Linked DNA regions of Mus musculus: regions 1 and 2 are each linked to region 3. A link is a loop called in an ENCODE intact Hi-C map of the cell type or tissue named here. Cell type or tissue: heart. All regions are shown on one strand.

The links. Peaks named below come from ENCODE experiments on the same cell type or tissue, not always from the same donor. Only the 100,000 strongest peaks of a DNase experiment are listed, where the experiment ranks them.
Region 1: it touches region 3 in a loop (3-fold over the local background); 19 of 42 quality-filtered maps call a loop at or near these places.
Region 2: it touches region 3 in a loop (2.5-fold over the local background); 8 of 42 quality-filtered maps call a loop at or near these places.

The regions. Positions count from the first base shown.
Region 1 is chr3:89,998,105-90,003,104 of GRCm38, reverse strand. It overlaps Hax1 (HCLS1 associated X-1), which reads left to right and starts at 4,389. Exons shown (of 7, transcript NM_011826.4): 1 at 4,389-4,577. The coding sequence starts at 4,525. It overlaps Ubap2l (ubiquitin-associated protein 2-like), which reads left to right. Exons shown (of 28, transcript NM_001165984.1): 27 at 629-826; 28 at 2,114-2,817. The coding sequence ends at 2,209. Gm19710 (predicted gene, 19710) reads right to left here and starts at 4,345. Exons shown (of 4, transcript NR_045749.1): 1 at 4,184-4,345; 2 at 3,808-3,960; 3 at 2,820-2,933; 4 at 1,780-1,990. In heart, a CTCF peak has its summit at 4,182; a DNase peak (open chromatin) is centred at 4,394; H3K4me3 peaks cover 1,450 bases; H3K27ac peaks cover 1,584 bases.
Region 2 is chr3:89,962,654-89,967,653 of GRCm38, reverse strand. Atp8b2 (ATPase, class I, type 8B, member 2) reads left to right here and starts at 4,316. Exons shown (of 28, transcript NM_001081182.3): 1 at 4,316-4,497. It also overlaps the pseudogene Aqp10-ps. In heart, CTCF peaks have their summits at 500 (motif pointing right) and 3,112; DNase peaks (open chromatin) are centred at 3,113 and 4,293; H3K4me3 peaks cover 2,468 bases; H3K27ac peaks cover 1,832 bases.
Region 3 is chr3:90,050,849-90,055,848 of GRCm38, reverse strand. Ubap2l (ubiquitin-associated protein 2-like) reads left to right here and starts at 3,334. Exons shown (of 28, transcript NM_001165984.1): 1 at 3,334-3,394. 4933434E20Rik (RIKEN cDNA 4933434E20 gene) reads right to left here and starts at 3,047. Exons shown (of 7, transcript NM_025762.3): 1 at 2,730-3,047; 2 at 2,240-2,341. The coding sequence starts at 2,795. In heart, a CTCF peak has its summit at 2,904; DNase peaks (open chromatin) are centred at 3,228 and 3,878; H3K4me3 peaks cover 3,559 bases; H3K27ac peaks cover 2,937 bases.

The sequences.
Region 1 (5,000 bases), 53 kb after region 3:
CATTCTTTCTAAATCCATAACCAAAAGTGGGAATGAAGTGAAGTGTTTGTTATTGAGTTATTTACAGATATATCTGTTGTCTGTCCTTTTTCTGTCCCAATAAGATCTTCGTTTTTTTTCTAAAATATCTAAGGAGTTTGAATTTGTGCTAAACTACAGAGGCAGGAATGCTCAGACTAGTCAGCACATTTCTCTATCTTCTTATGAAATTACTTTTACTTATTTATTTTGAAGAAGGGTTTCATTTTGTAGTCCTAGCTGACCTGGAACTCATTGTGTAGACCAGACTAGTTTCAAACTCCAAAGATCCACCTGCTTCCCAAGTAATTGGGATTAAAGGTATACACCATCATGCCTGGCCAATGTAAGACTTCATGGCGTGCTCTAACAGTCATCTCCCTGCTCGATCCTTACGACAAGAGTTCAGCAATATTTCTTTTATTTGTGAGGAAACTGAGGTTGAGTAGTTAATTTGCCTAGGATCACGGAGCTATGAAAAGACAGAGCTAGAACTAAGACTTCTGAATATTTGACTTGAGGTATGCTATTGCTTCTGAGGCCTCAGAAAGTCCTAGGATTCTTCTAATGATCATGTTTTACTGTCTTCCCTCCTGTTCTCCTGGGATAGCAGTCCTTTGAGAAACAAGGGTTTCATTCCGGTACTCCTGCTGCCTCCTTCAACTTGCCTTCAGCCCTAGGAAGTGGAGGGCCCATCAATCCAGCCACAGCTGCTGCCTACCCACCTGCCCCCTTTATGCATATTCTGACCCCACATCAGCAGCCACACTCTCAGATCCTTCACCATCACCTGCAGCAGGATGGCCAGGTAACAGCCCTTCCCTCCTCTCTCCTTTCCCTTCCTCTTCCTTCCTATCCCTTAAAACTACCTCCCTTTTCCTTTTCTTAACCTTCCTTACCACCACCTTCACCCAGCCCTCACCAGTGCCAGCCAGGGGCACACAGCACATACACAAGCGCACATAACATGAACAGTTAGCAAAGGAAACATGAAAGAATGGGCCAGATTGAAACCCTTTTATCCGGTTCCTTTGGTACCTTTCTCCTCCACCTCCCATGGCACAGTTGTCCTTATCCTGTCAGACCTGGGTCACACCTTCCCTCTAACCTCTCCCAGCCTTCTCCCTTCCCTGACATTATAGCTTTCCCTTCTAACAGTGGAGTTCTATTGTCAAAAGTTTGTCCCTTTATTTTCCATATATCCTGGTTCTGCCTCAGCTACCATATTTGCAGATGATTCTCTGTTGCCAGCGCCAGCAGGAGGAGCAGGTAATGAAACTGAATAATATGCTTGAACCAACCTTTTTAGTCCCCATTTCACCTCCACAGCCTCAGATAACTTGAAAAGCCTACCCAATCACAAATCGGGATACACAAACAGAAACACTGTGCTAAGCTCTCTGGCCTCCCCATCCTCTCTCTTCCTTACCCCCCTCAACACCCTCTTTATCTTTCTACCCTCCTCAACTCTGGAAAGCACTTGGTTACTAGAATTGAAAAGATTCTTGGGGCAGCATCTGGAGCCTGATGCCTCAGGTCTTTGTGGCTTTGAATTGGTTTCACATTAATTAATGTGTGGTGGTGGGAGAATCTGAAGGGTGGTAAAAGAGACCTCTTAAGATTCCCAATGTAGGTGGCTGGGCAACTAAAATAGGGCTTTTTTGCTCTCAAAGATAGCTTTCTACGTTTCAGCATTCACAGAGATGAGTGAGAATGTAATCACCTTGTCATCACTCACTTTGAAAAGGTCAGAATTCTCATAGTTGCTTTGTTTGTTTTTTAGACAAGGGCAGTGGGTAGTGGGGAAGTCAACTGAACAAGAATAGAACCAACTCACCATTTTATCTCCAAAGTTTTCTTGTCCATTTTTCATTTTCTTCTACTTTAAGGTTTAAAAAAAAAAAGTCACCTTGTAAAAGAGGCTATGTAGACCAAATTTTCTGTGCTTGAAAAGTAAGCTTCATAGTAGGTTCTAAGTAAAAAAAAAAAATGAGAGAGCATGACTATTTGCACATTTCCACTTGAAGATGTTACAGATTGGTCCCACTAACTAGACACCTTTTTCCTCCCCCATAACCTTCCCATTCCCCTGCAGACGGGCAGCGGGCAACGTAGCCAGACCAGCTCCATCCCGCAGAAGCCCCAGACCAACAAGTCTGCCTACAACAGCTACAGCTGGGGGGCCAACTGAGGCCCTGACCCTCTTCTCCTGTCCCATCTTCTGAGAGGGCTTCTCAGCCTGGAAACTATGGAAACAGCATCAAAGAGAGAAAAGAATGTGGGGCGATTCCGCTGCTCCACACCCCCAGCGGCCCATCCCACACCTCAGCTTCATGTCTGTCCCATCCCTATACCATCCCACCCTGTTGTATGTATTATAGGATTTGTATTTTCTTCTCCTCCCCTCCTCTTCCTCCTTTCTCTTTGCATTCAAGATTATGAAACTTTGCTGTGGGCCCTGCCTTTCCTTCACTTCTTCCTGTTCACCCTGGTGGTGTATGGGTGAGGTGGGAAGGTGACCCCCCCCCCAAATATATATCAGCCCAACAGCCCTAAGTCTCCTCCTTTATTATTAGGAAAACCAAACCACACACACACATACAGACACACACACACACACACACACACACACACACACACACACAAAATGGCGTCATAAATATGAACAGCATTGTCAGATGGATTAGTTGAAGTGTTTTTTTTTGTACTGTGTCTTCAAATTTAATGGATTAATGTGTCTTGTATATATATATATATACATATATATATAAAAAAAGGAGAAAAAAAAAACAAACCTCTACCTTCAGCCTCTGCCCATTCTTGCTCCGTCTAGGATATCCTCACTCTCGTCGATGACCAGCTTGGTGAATAAGTATTACCGTACCAACTGGGGCCTCTTCTAGCAGGCTCGAAGGCTGTGGAATAAAGTGAAATCTTTGCCCTTTAAGATCTCTCACCTTAATGTGCTAATATTTTGCCCTTAAGGGGATTTCCTTATACATTCTGTGACTGGAAAGAACTACTGCAAATCTTCATTTCTTCTAGAAACTGCCTCATCTACAGCACGTTTCAGGAAGTGAAAGGGGAAGGAGCTAAGGACATTTAGAAGGCAAAGGACCTTGTGGGAATCTAAGCATGGTTTTAAAGGATTCTGAAGTCTCAAGCCAGCATTAGCTGCTGGCCGGCAGAACTCAATCTTGGGGTCTTTTTCTCTTTGGAGGAGTATAGTAGTTCTTGTTCTCTGAGTTATGTTTTTGAGACAGTCTCACTATGTAACCCTGACTGGCCTGGAGCTTGGTGTGGAGACCAGGTTGGTCTCACATTCAGAGATCTGCCTGCTTCTACCTCTTGAGTGCTAAGGTTAAAGGTTGTCAGCACTACACCCTGCCTTGCCTATTTTATGTGGCTTTGAAATGCCTACATTTTGGGAAAAGAATGGATGATCTTAGAGCAAGACCTGGGGTGGGGGCATGGTGCAGTAAAAGGTTTTTGGACTTCAATTACGTGAAAGAGAAGTTTCATTTTTCTTTGTAAGAGCCATATTGCCAGGGACTCGAGATCCTGTTTCAGCCTTCCAAAACTGCAAATATCCTCTGTGCTGAGGAGGTGAGGGAGGTCTGTTTATTTTGAGTCAGAGTCTCACTCTGTAGCCGACTTGCCTGAAACTCAGTGAGGAGCAGGCTGGCCTTATACCTCCCGAGTGGATTAAAACACCATCAAATTTCATTACGGCATGGTTTTCCCAAGACACAAGTAGCTTCTCGTTCCTGCCTAGTCTACAAATCTTACCTTGTTAGTTGGCCATCTGTTTAGTTTTTTAAAAGCAGCGTGTGGTGGTAACCGCCTTAAATCCCAGCATCTGGGAGGCATTAGGCAGGCGGGTTTGTAAGCCCCTTTGGTCTACAATCAGTTCCAGGACAGTCTGAACACCACACAGAAACCCTGTATCGAAAAAAACAAGCTTAAAAACTCCCTACTAGCTGAAGAGATTCCTAGCATCTTTATTCAGCAGTAGGGAAATCGCGGTTTAAGGAACTAGGTAACTTCGCCTAGCCTAGTATTAGACGTCACCGACATCAGTCTAAAACAAAACACAAGGTGGGGGGTGTTTTCTGATCCTGGGGTGAAGCAGGCCTCTGAACAGGCCACTCCCTCTGGCGGCTACCTGGGACCCTCCAGAGAGAAACGGAAACCCCCCTCGGGGGCCTGGCAGATCAGCAGGAGAAAGAATCTCCTAGAAGGGACGTGATCTTGAACTGGGAATTTCGCACGTCCACCCTCACTCAAAACTGAAAGGTAGCGTATAGAAGCTTCGTGTCTGAGGAGCACGGTCAGCCCCGCCTCTTCCTCCGGCTTACGACTTTTACGACAACGCCGCACCGTAGGGTTGCTTTCCGGCAGCGAACGCTGAGCCCTGGCTATATCCGACAGGGTAGCGTAAGCTGGTCGTGGTCTCGTGTTGCCCATGGGCTGCAGAGCTTCAAAGTTTCTAGTGCCCCTACTGGAATGAGCGTCTTTGATCTTTTCCGAGGCTTTTTCGGCTTTCCTGGACCTCGGAGGTGAGAATAGTTCTGGGCTGGATATACGGGAGGGGTGTTTTGGTGGACACTTGACCCCTTCATCATATTTTTGGAAAGCTTCCTTTCCCGCCCCCTTCAACTCCTGCTGAGAGGTCAAAGATCGCATTCTTGAGTACTCACCCCGCCACAGTAATCAAAGCAGTGGTTAAGAGGACAGAAACGGCAGCTTTCTCCAGACCTGGGTGATGCAACAGGGACCTGGGCGGAGAAAACAATGGGGGTCTGGGGAAGAGGACCATGAGCAAGTAATTGGGCGATTAGTAGTAGGCTGGATGACCCTGAAGAAAAACCATGGGTCGTCTGGCAGCTGTTGGGAGGTGCGGAGAGGCTCTGTTTAGAAACAATACAAAACCCTAATAGATCCATCAACGTTGTTCTGAAACCAGATCTCCTGTGTTTTCA
Region 2 (5,000 bases), 88 kb after region 3:
TTACAGTAGCGATCTCCGATCTCAGTGGTGTGCATGTGAATGAGTGACTGGGAACAGCCAGGTTCTTTTGGTGACTTTGTAGGCTTTATCCCCTGGAGCTTGGCCAAGTGTTCGGGACTGAGATATGGCTTTGGCTCATCCAGTCCCTCTCCTTCACCTACCTCACTCACTGTTCCTGTTCTTGACCCGACTCTTAACTCACTCAGGCAGAGATCTATGGCAGAGTGTTGGGGACAATTCTTCTGTGCCTCACATGGGCTCAGGACTTCATCAGCTTCTCTCTCTCTCTCTCTTTTTTAAAAGATTTATTTATTAATTTTATGTATATGAGTACACTGTAACTGTACAGATGTTTGGGAGCCATCATGTAACCACATGGTTGCTGGGAATTGAATTCAGGACCACTGCTCACTCCGGCCCCACTCGCTCCAGCCCCAAGATTTTTATTTATCATTATATGTAAGTACACTGTAGCTGTCTTCAGTCCCACCAGTAGAGGGCGTCAGATCTCATTTTGGATGCTTTGAACTCAGGACTGCTAAACCATCTCTCCAGCCCAGCCTGCTCTTAATACATGTATTAGAGTGCTAAGGTTGGGCCACCAGACAGTGTGCTGCAGGGGAGGCACTCCTTTTCAGGCATATTTTTTTGGAGGAGTGGGGTTCGAGACAGGGTTTCTCTGTGTAGCCCTGGCTGTCCTGGAACTCACTTTGTAGACCAGGCTGGCCTCAAACTCAGAAATCCGCCTGCCTCTGCCTCCCGAGTGCTGGGATTAAAGGCGTGTGCCACCACGCCTGGCTTCAGGGCTTCAGGCTCATATTTTGGTTTCACTGTATGATCCTGTGATCTTGGTAAATCACCTTTTTTTTTTAAGATTTATTTTTTTAATTTATTTTATTATATGTAAGTACACTCAGACACTCTAGAAGAGGGCGTCAGATCTTGTTACGGATGGTTGTGAGCCACCATGTGGTGGCTGGGATTTGAACTCAGGACCTTTGGCAGAGCAAAGGTCCTTGAATCAGGACCTTTGGAAGAACAGCCAGTGCTCTTAATCACTGAGCCATCTCTCCACTCTGGCAAATCACTTTTTAAAAAGTATATGTTTGGGTGTTTTGCCTGGATGTATGTCTGTGCAAGTACATGAGGTGTCCCAAAGAGGGCAACGGGTCCCTTGGACTGGAGTTACAGATTGTTTTGAGCTGCCATGCTGATAACCCCAGGTCCTTTCCAAGAACAACCAGTGCTCTTGATCGCTGAGCCATCTCTCCAGTTTTTGAGCCTTGTTTAAACTAAGTAATGGAAATAAGCATTGCAGGAGAAAGCATGGTGTTGTGACAGTGTTTGGCAGTGGTACCTAACACTGTCTTTCCCCTTTGATCTTGTGAAGGAGCCCACCTAAACCCAGCCTTTTCTCTGGCCATGTGCCTGGTGGGACGCCTCCCCTGGGCCAAGCTCCCCGTTTACTGCGTTGTGCAACTGCTGTCTGCTTTCTGTGCCTCAGGGGCCACTTACATTCTCTACTATGGTAAGAGAATGTGATCGGGGACAGTTGTGGGCAGAGGTGCCTTGCAAAGATGGAAACTCTGAGTGCCCCTCTCTCTTGAGGATGCCCTACAGAACTACACAGGTGGGAACCTGACAGTGACCGGTCCCAAAGAGGCAGCCTCCATTTTTGCCACTTACCCTTCCCCCTATCTGTCCCTGAACAATGGCTTCTTGGATCAGGTAAGTATGAGCAGAAGATATGGGAAAGTCCCGCACTTTGCCTTGTTTGTTGGGATCCCAGCTCGTTGTTCAGATTTTGGGTGGAATATGGGTTCATTCTACCTTGGTCCCGTAGCTTCTGCTGCACAGATGGCATAGAGGGGGTGGCACAGTGTGTTTGAGTGACAGAAGGCAAATGAAGCACCTATGTGTCACTTGATGGCTTTCCTTCGACCTCTGTCAACCTCAGGGTTCTGGGTACCTGGATGCTGATTGTGGGGCTGTTAGCGACCCTAGACAGACGGAATAAAGGAGCGCCTGCAGGTCTGGAGCCGGTGGTGGTGGGACTGCTGATCCTCACCATTGGACTATCCATGGGTGCAAACTGTGGCTTTCCACTCAACCCTGCCCGGGACCTGGGCCCAAGGATCTTCACTACTTTGCTGGCTGGGGCCCTGGCGTCTTCAGGTAGGAGACAGCTTCCCTTGGTACAGTCCTCCATTTACCCCTATTAATAGCTTTGTCCATGGTTCTCCAGATTCCTCCCCCCCCCTTTTTTTTTTGAGACAGGGTTTCACTATGTACCAGGCTGGCAGAGATCCCTCCATGTGCTGGGATTGAAGGCATGTGCTACCATGTCCAACCTGAGTTCTATCCACTTACATACTGCCCTTGTATTCTTAGAACAGTGTTCCTTCTTCAGCTGGCAAGTTCTCCCTTCCTTCATAGCTCTCCTGCATCCCCCCTCCCCCTTTTCATGCATATAGTAGGTTCAGAGGTGTCCTTGGGCATGCCATACTACTACTTTGGGCTTTAGTGACTCCATCCGTAAAAAAGTCTATTCAGTTTATTCTGCAAGACTAGAGGTTGGACTAAGTTCTGCTGGGGGTTGCTTCCTAAGTGCTTCCCATTCATGAATGTGAACCCATGCTCACTGTTGGATGTCATGACAGGAATAGTGTGAGGGCCTGCCTTACTAGTCCTGGCTTATGGGAAGAGGTGTGTCTAAGAGCCACCTCTGACCCCTCCCTTTGTCTTTCCATTACAGCGCTGGTAATGGCTGGTGGTGGGTGCCTCCAGTGGCTCCTATGGTGGGGGCCACCCTGGGCACAGCCGAATACCAGCTCCTGGTGGCTCTGCACCATCCTGAGGATTTAGAACCATTTCCAAAGGTGATGGCATCTCAACTCAAGGCTTCAGACTTGGTTACTCTAGCTCAGCTGGAGTGTAAGCTGTGACAAGGACCAATCTTATCCCACTCTGCAAGAGCACCATGAGCTGGCCAGCACGCAAGACAGATATTCTTTGTATTACTATGCCAGACTAGGACACTTCTGTTTACCACTCCTGAAGGACTCCAGACTGGTCTTCTACCCTGGGAGCTTCCAGGCACGCAGTTCCTTAAAGGAGCCGCCAGAGGGTGTGCACGCTGGCTTTGGGAAGGTTTCTAGAATCGGGTGGGTGGAGGGATCCTAGGATCCTTTGAGGGGTAGGGCCTGGGAGCTTCTCGAGAGAAGCTTGGTTTCCTCTACTCTCCCTTCTTCACTTTTTCGTCTTAAGACGAGGTCTCCCTATGGAGTACTGAAATCTTCTATGCAGACCATAACGGCTTTGACTTCAGCGTGTTACTCAACACACCTAACAAGAGTGAATCTTTTTTTTTTTTAATGGTTTTTCGAGACAGGGTTTCTCTGTATAGCTCTGGCTGTCCTGGAACTTTTTGTAGACCAGGCTGGCCTCCAATTCAGAAATCCGCCTGCCTCTGCCTCGGAGTGCTGGGATCGAAGGCGCACGCTGGGACCAAAGGCATGCGCCACCACGCCCGGTTTAAGAGTGAATCTTTTTAACAAACAAAACCCAGTTTAAGTTTGACTCGGAAGTGATGGAGCACGCCTAGGGTCTCTGAGAATTTCAGGCCTTTCAGAGCTACATAGTGAGACATCCCCTCCCACTGACTCAAAACAACAACAACAACACAACAAAACCACTCGTACTTTGTGGCATTAGGGATTTGATTTAGGGCCTAGGCAAGGGCTCTGCCTCGGAGCTATCTTCCTGTCTTCTGGCTGCCAGCTCGGGAAATCTCTACGTTTCCTACCTTTGGCCTGACAGGAGCGCCAACGACCTCAGATAGTTCTTCGAGGTGTGTGTGTCCGCGCGCGTAATATACCACCCAAGGGAATGTGGTAAGGGGCAAAGTCAACTACTTATCGTCAGGAGAACCAAGTGGAGAAACTGAGGCACAACTCCCAGTCAATGCATAGCTGTGCCTTTTCAGGAAGTGAAAGGCCTTGAGATGAGCCAGGGCGAGGAGGGAAGCACAGCAGAGACTTGGGCTAGAGAGAAGTGTGCTACGGGGCTTCTTCATCACTACTCCCGCATCAGGCTCCTCCCCGAAGATGGTTTCTGGCAGAGAAAGCAGCATTCGCTCGGTTTCTGGCTTCCAAAATAAAGCAGCAGCATCCCAGCGTCCTCCAGCCTCGCCGATTGTGTGCGTGTCCCGGCTGGAGCTTGGGACCCCCCCCTTCCCTACGCACCAAGATGGCGCACGCCGCGCCCCTCACCTCCCCAAAGCCCCTCCCGCCCCCCGCCCGTGGCCGCAGCCGTCACTTCCGCCCCGCGGCCGAAACTGACACAAAGTAGCGGGCCGGGGCCCCGGGGGGGTCAGGAGAGCCGGGCTGCTGTGGGGGGGCGGGAGCCTGCGGGCAGCGGAGCCGAGCGCCCCCGCCCCAGCCCCCGGCATGGGCCGGACGGGGCCGCCGGGCCGAGCGCCGCGCGCGGAGCGCTAAGGTAAGGCGCTGCCACCGTGGGGCCGGGGGTGTGGACCGGGAGGGTCGGCTCTGGGAGGCGCGGGCAGCGGTGCCACGGGGAGCGGCTGTGGGAGGCTGGAGAGAAGGGCTACCAGGATGGAGAGAACCGGTAGCTGTGCGCAAGCTGGGAAAATGGGGCCCCGAAGGGGCGTGCGGAGCTGGGGTGTGAGGAGTAACCTGGTGCCAGCCTTTAGGTGCCTAGAGAGGGAGTTTGGGGCTGATAGGATTTGTCCCGGGAAGGTGGAGGTCTCTCTGTGCCCCAGGAAAACCAAGGGTGCCAGGGATGTTAGCTTTGGGAGCTCAGAGCTGTGTGGTGGGTCCTGGATACTGTCCTTGGAGAGGGAAGGAAGGTGGCCTCCGGTATTATTGTTTTCTCCTGTCTCGTCTATCTGCTAGCTTCCCCTGAAAAGGCTCTTGGTTGGAAAGGAGCGGAGGCCAGACCCAGAGGAGGAGTCTTTTTTCCTTCGTGGAGCGCTGCCTCTT
Region 3 (5,000 bases):
TTTAAACTAAGGAGCTGGGTATTTCAATGTATGCCTGTAATTCCAGCAGTCAAGACACAGAAGGAGATCAGGAACTCATGGCCAACGTTGTGTTCTAGAGGCCAGCCTAGCCTGTAAGAGACTCTGGTCTCAAAAAGCCAAAAAGGGCTGAATACGAGAGCCAAGTGAAGACCATTTTTAGTCAGTAAGAGTATATGCAAAGTTATGAAATCCAGTCAATAGAGCCTGATGCTGATAATGGGGAGAGTCATAGAAAAGGAAGTTGGTAGTAAAGTCCCCTGGTGTCTTATTAAAAGGAAAAGCATGACGGAGATGGCAATGGGATGTAAGGATTCTGACTTACAACAGGGGATGCTATCTCAGTTGTCAGAGCAATTGTCTAGCACACACCACGTTCCTGGGATCAGGCTCCAGCACCACATAAACCACGAGTGTCAGTGCATGCTTATAACCTTGGCACTTCAGAACCGAAAGCAGGAGGGCCAGTGCAATGCCAGGGTTACCTACAAATCCAGCTCTAGCCAAAGATACAGGAGATCCAGTTGGAAAAACACCAGCCACCAACAAAAAGATTTCAAAGGAGATGGGGACAGGAGGCCAGGCAGTATAGTGAAATTGGCAAAACCCAAGCTTAGTGAAGACCCTGACTCTAAAATTAAGGTGGAGAGCAACTGAAGAAAATGGACTATGCCACAGTATGGCTTCCACATATGGCACACACATGCATGCATACCTACTTACACATAAGTGTACACATATACACAAAGGATTTCTGACTTAAGTATACTAGGTTTGAGATGGCTATTTGAAACTTAAGGGTCTTTGTTTTTTTTTTTCCAGACAAGTTTTCTTTGTAGAGTCCTGACTGTCCTAGAGATCACTCTGTAGATTAGGCTGGCCTCAAAATTACAGATTCTCCTGCCTTTGCCTCCTGAGTGCTGGGATTAAAGAAATATGCCCAACTTCCCAGCCTTGAAACCTGAGTTTTAATGTCAGATGGTAGTTATATATACCAACAGGTTTCTCAATAGACAAAGTTCCATTAGAAAACATTTTTCTTTTTCTTTTCTTTTTTTTTTAAAGATTTATTTATTTGTTTTATGTATGTGAGTACATACAAAATTATGAAGGTTGTGAGCCTTCATGTGGTTGTTGGGAATTAAATTTTTAGGACCTCTGCTCGCTCTGGTTGGCCCCACTTGCTCAGTCCCTGCTTGTTCTGGCCCAAAGACTCATTTATTATTATACATAAGAACACTGTAGCTGACTTTAGATGCACAAGAAGAGGGCATCGGATCTCATTATGGGTGGTTGTGAGCCACCATGTGGTTTCTGGGATTTGAACTCAGGACCTTCGAAAGAGCAGTCAATGCTCTTGCCCGCTGAGCCATCTCGCCAGCCCAGAAGACATTTTTCTTAAAGCCAAGAAAAGCAAAGCACTTAAGGAGAAAGTTTAGACACTACTAGATTATTTACTTTTACTATTCTTTTTTTGGTTTTTCATGTCAAGGTTTTTCTACATTGCCCTGGCTGTCCTGAACTAGCTCTGTAGACTTGGTTGGCCTCAGAGATCCACCTGTCTCTGCCTGAGTGCTGGGATTAAAGGTATGCTCTACCAAGCCCAGCACGATTATTTAATTTGTGGACGCAGTCTGATGTGGCACATTATCTTGGTAATCTCATTACTTGTACTGTCCTTGCAGGAGGGCTGCTTTGAGGTTCCGTGGTGAGAGTTATTGGGTTACAATTGGGTGTTCAGTATGTCTCAAAATACAAAACAAAGAACAATAACAACATTAAAAAGTTGTTAGGTAATTTCTTTCTTTGGCTTTAGGTTTGACTTGAAAAGTATAACTAGGTGATTATTGCCCCGCCCCTTGCTTTCAGCAGTGTCAAGGATTAAACCCAGTCGTCTGCATTCTAAGCAAGCACAATGGGCATCTTTAAAATTCTGCAAAGGCAACCATTCTCACAACGCTGGAACCAACTGTAAGTGTTCTCAGCATCATGCTTAAACTAAAGCAACATGAAATATTTAGTAATTTTAGTTGAAGATGAGACATTTTACAGCTGAATTGGTTTAAATCTTAAGGTACATGTTGTGGAGCAGCAGTGAGCAGGAAGTTATTGCTTAGACTGTGGAATGAAAGGAAGCATATGAATAAAAGTCTTCTTTTAAAGTCCGAGAAAAATCTCCTTGTGCCAAAGAACAGGTTTACCTTGCATTCTAGTGACCTACCTTGGGGGCATTGTGTCCTACAGGAACATGAGGTCCCCTTCTAGATTTCATTGCAAAGCGCATGATTTGTCTCTTCACAAAAATAAACAGCAGTACGAATACCTGCCCAAAGAGATTAGAGCCATTTTAGTAATAGCAATAATTTTTTAAAATGTTCACTTTCAAAATCCCTGGGTTTAGGCCTTCAGAGCTGGATGCTTTGGGGCGAAGCCGGGTCGCTAAGGACGGAGGTGGGTCAGGGGCTAGTAACGGAGAGGCATGTTAATCTGGGCTCTAGAATTTAAGAGGGAGGGTTCTTACTTAGAGCCAGGCAGCTTTGACTTAAAGATCTCAGACTGTCTACGGATACAATTCGGAAGTCCAGAAACAAAACAAGTTAAGTGGCTGAAGAACAAAGACAGAACGGCTCAGGAGCCTTCTTTTCAGGAGTCCGGCTCAGAGGGTCGGGACTCAGACAAATGCCACAAGAGGAAGAGAATGGGGATCTCACCAGGCTCCCGTACGCCATCACCAGCACGACATTCACTCCAGAAAGCCAGTTACTACTAGACGCCATCGCCTCTCTCTCCGGGAACACCTGCTAGGACAGTCCCGCCGCGCTCGCGCGTTAGCCCAGGCTCTGCCGAAGCCAGGGAACCTAGGTTCCCTGGAGCTCTCCGAACATTTCCATATGGTTTTCGATTAAAAAAAAAAAAAAAAAAAAAACCAGGCTAGAGTCCGTCAGAAAACATGGTGGATGGGGGCGCTAGTTAAGCATCGGACCTTCCCGTCCCATTTCCCCACCCCCACCCCCTCCGCCACGTGACTTATGTCCGCAAAGGTACCTGGGAGTGCGGAGACGCGGAACTACGCCAGTAAGAGGAAGCCGAGACCTTACTGGAGTCACGTGATGGAGGCGGATCCGTGCGGGGCGGGGCGGGGGCGGGGCGGGCGCGCGGAACTCAAGAGCAGTGTTTCGTGGCGGGGAGGCGCGCGCACGCTGACGTGCGCGGCCCTTTCGCGTCACGTGCTGAGGGACGCAGGAAGGCAAGTGGGAGGGGGAAGGCGCGAGAGCGAGCGCGAGAGGGAAAAGGAGGGAGGGGGTGGGGAGGAGGGAATCTTATATCACGTGACAGGGGCGGCGCGGCCCGGGGTGTCAGTGTGGAGGAGACTGAGGTAAAGTTGGGAGCGCAGCGGCGTTGGCGGCGGCGGCGGCGGCAGCGGCAACGCGGCGGGGCCGGGTATTGTCCGCGGCCCCTTTAAATCCGCGATCCCCTTTTTACCCTCCCTTCTTTTCCTCTGTCCCCTCCGTATTCCTGTCCCGCGGTAGGCCCCCCCCACGCCGTGTGTCTCCCCACTGTACACCCTCCCTTCTGGTCTTGGGAACCCGGGCGTCCAACCTCCCCACCTCGAATTGGCCGCCGGGGGTTTTGTTTATAGTTGGGTTCGCGGCCTACTGGGCCGCGCCAGAGCCGGGGCCTCGATTTGGGAGCGTGGCCGGGGCGGGGCTTGGGGCAGCCGGAGGGGGGGGGCATGTGGCTAGAGCCTGAAGGGGGAGAGCGAGAAAGAGCGCGGGCGAGCGAGGCCTGGGCCCAGCCTGAGGTAGGGTTGTTTAGGAGGGTCAGTGTCTTGTGGAGAAGGCCTCCTCCCTCCCCAGTCCTCTCTGGGCCTCTGATCCGGATCCGGCCTGGTTTTGGGGGCGGAGGGGGGGTGGCGATGGGGTGGAGCTGCCCCAAACTCCCCCATGTGGCCCTCGGTTTGGAGTGCGGAGGATTAATTTGTTCCGGGTGGGAGGTAGAGAAGCGAATGGCCCCATGGGCTCTAGATGTGGCGCGGAGGGGGGTGAGTCTCCCATCCTCCGCGCGTGGGCTTCTGTCCTCTCTGTTCATTTCCAGCCTCTTTGTCAGCTCCTCTTATTACCCTGCCTTCTTTCTTACCGACCCTGGTCGTGGAATATATTTTCGCTGCAGTCTTTGACTTCCTGTTGTCTATACTGTAGTTTTGGCTACCCAAGCAGTTATCTTATTTGGGAAGCTGGACATGGAGGCCCCCGTGGATTGTGTTGCGCCTAAGGGATGTCACTAGACTGGGCATTTGTTCATTTTTCTCATAATGGGAATGGAATTCCAAATTTCTTGAGACCCTTCACCTGGTGGACAGCCCCTAAATTGTTTTGCAAAGTGATGTCACAAACAAGAGACTGTTTTCCACGATTCTTAAAATTTAGCAACCTCTGGTGTAGGTTGTTGTGGAAAGAAAAAACAGTTAAAGGCGATTTTGTTAAATTTGTTTTTGCCTTTGACTCACTGACTACTAAATGGAGAGATTATTTTTTGTCTCCACCTCCCATATTCTGCGTTGGGGATATCTGCTGTGTCTTGCTGGGAGGGGGGTATGAGTCAGTTTGACAACCAGCATTAGAGATTAAAATATTTGGATGTGTATCTGTTGATAAGACTGTGTTGTGGGTCCTATACCACTGTCTTTAATTATAGATCATCCCAGTGATTGTTTCTGTTGTGAATGGGAGATACTGCTGTCATGTAAAATAGTGAGGAAGGGCTAAATGTACTGGCTTTCCCCAGTGTTTCTAACTGGGAAGACTCCTATTAGATTGAAGGTGGTTGGGGAATGGGACACAGGTCTAGGAAAATTAGTTTCTCTGTTAGAAGTGGTAAGCCTTACCCATCCCAGTCCAACTTCAGAATGTCTGAATTGTTTCTCACATTAGATTGTAAGCTCCCTGAGAGCAGCAACTAAGTCACACTGCTTTTGTATTTCC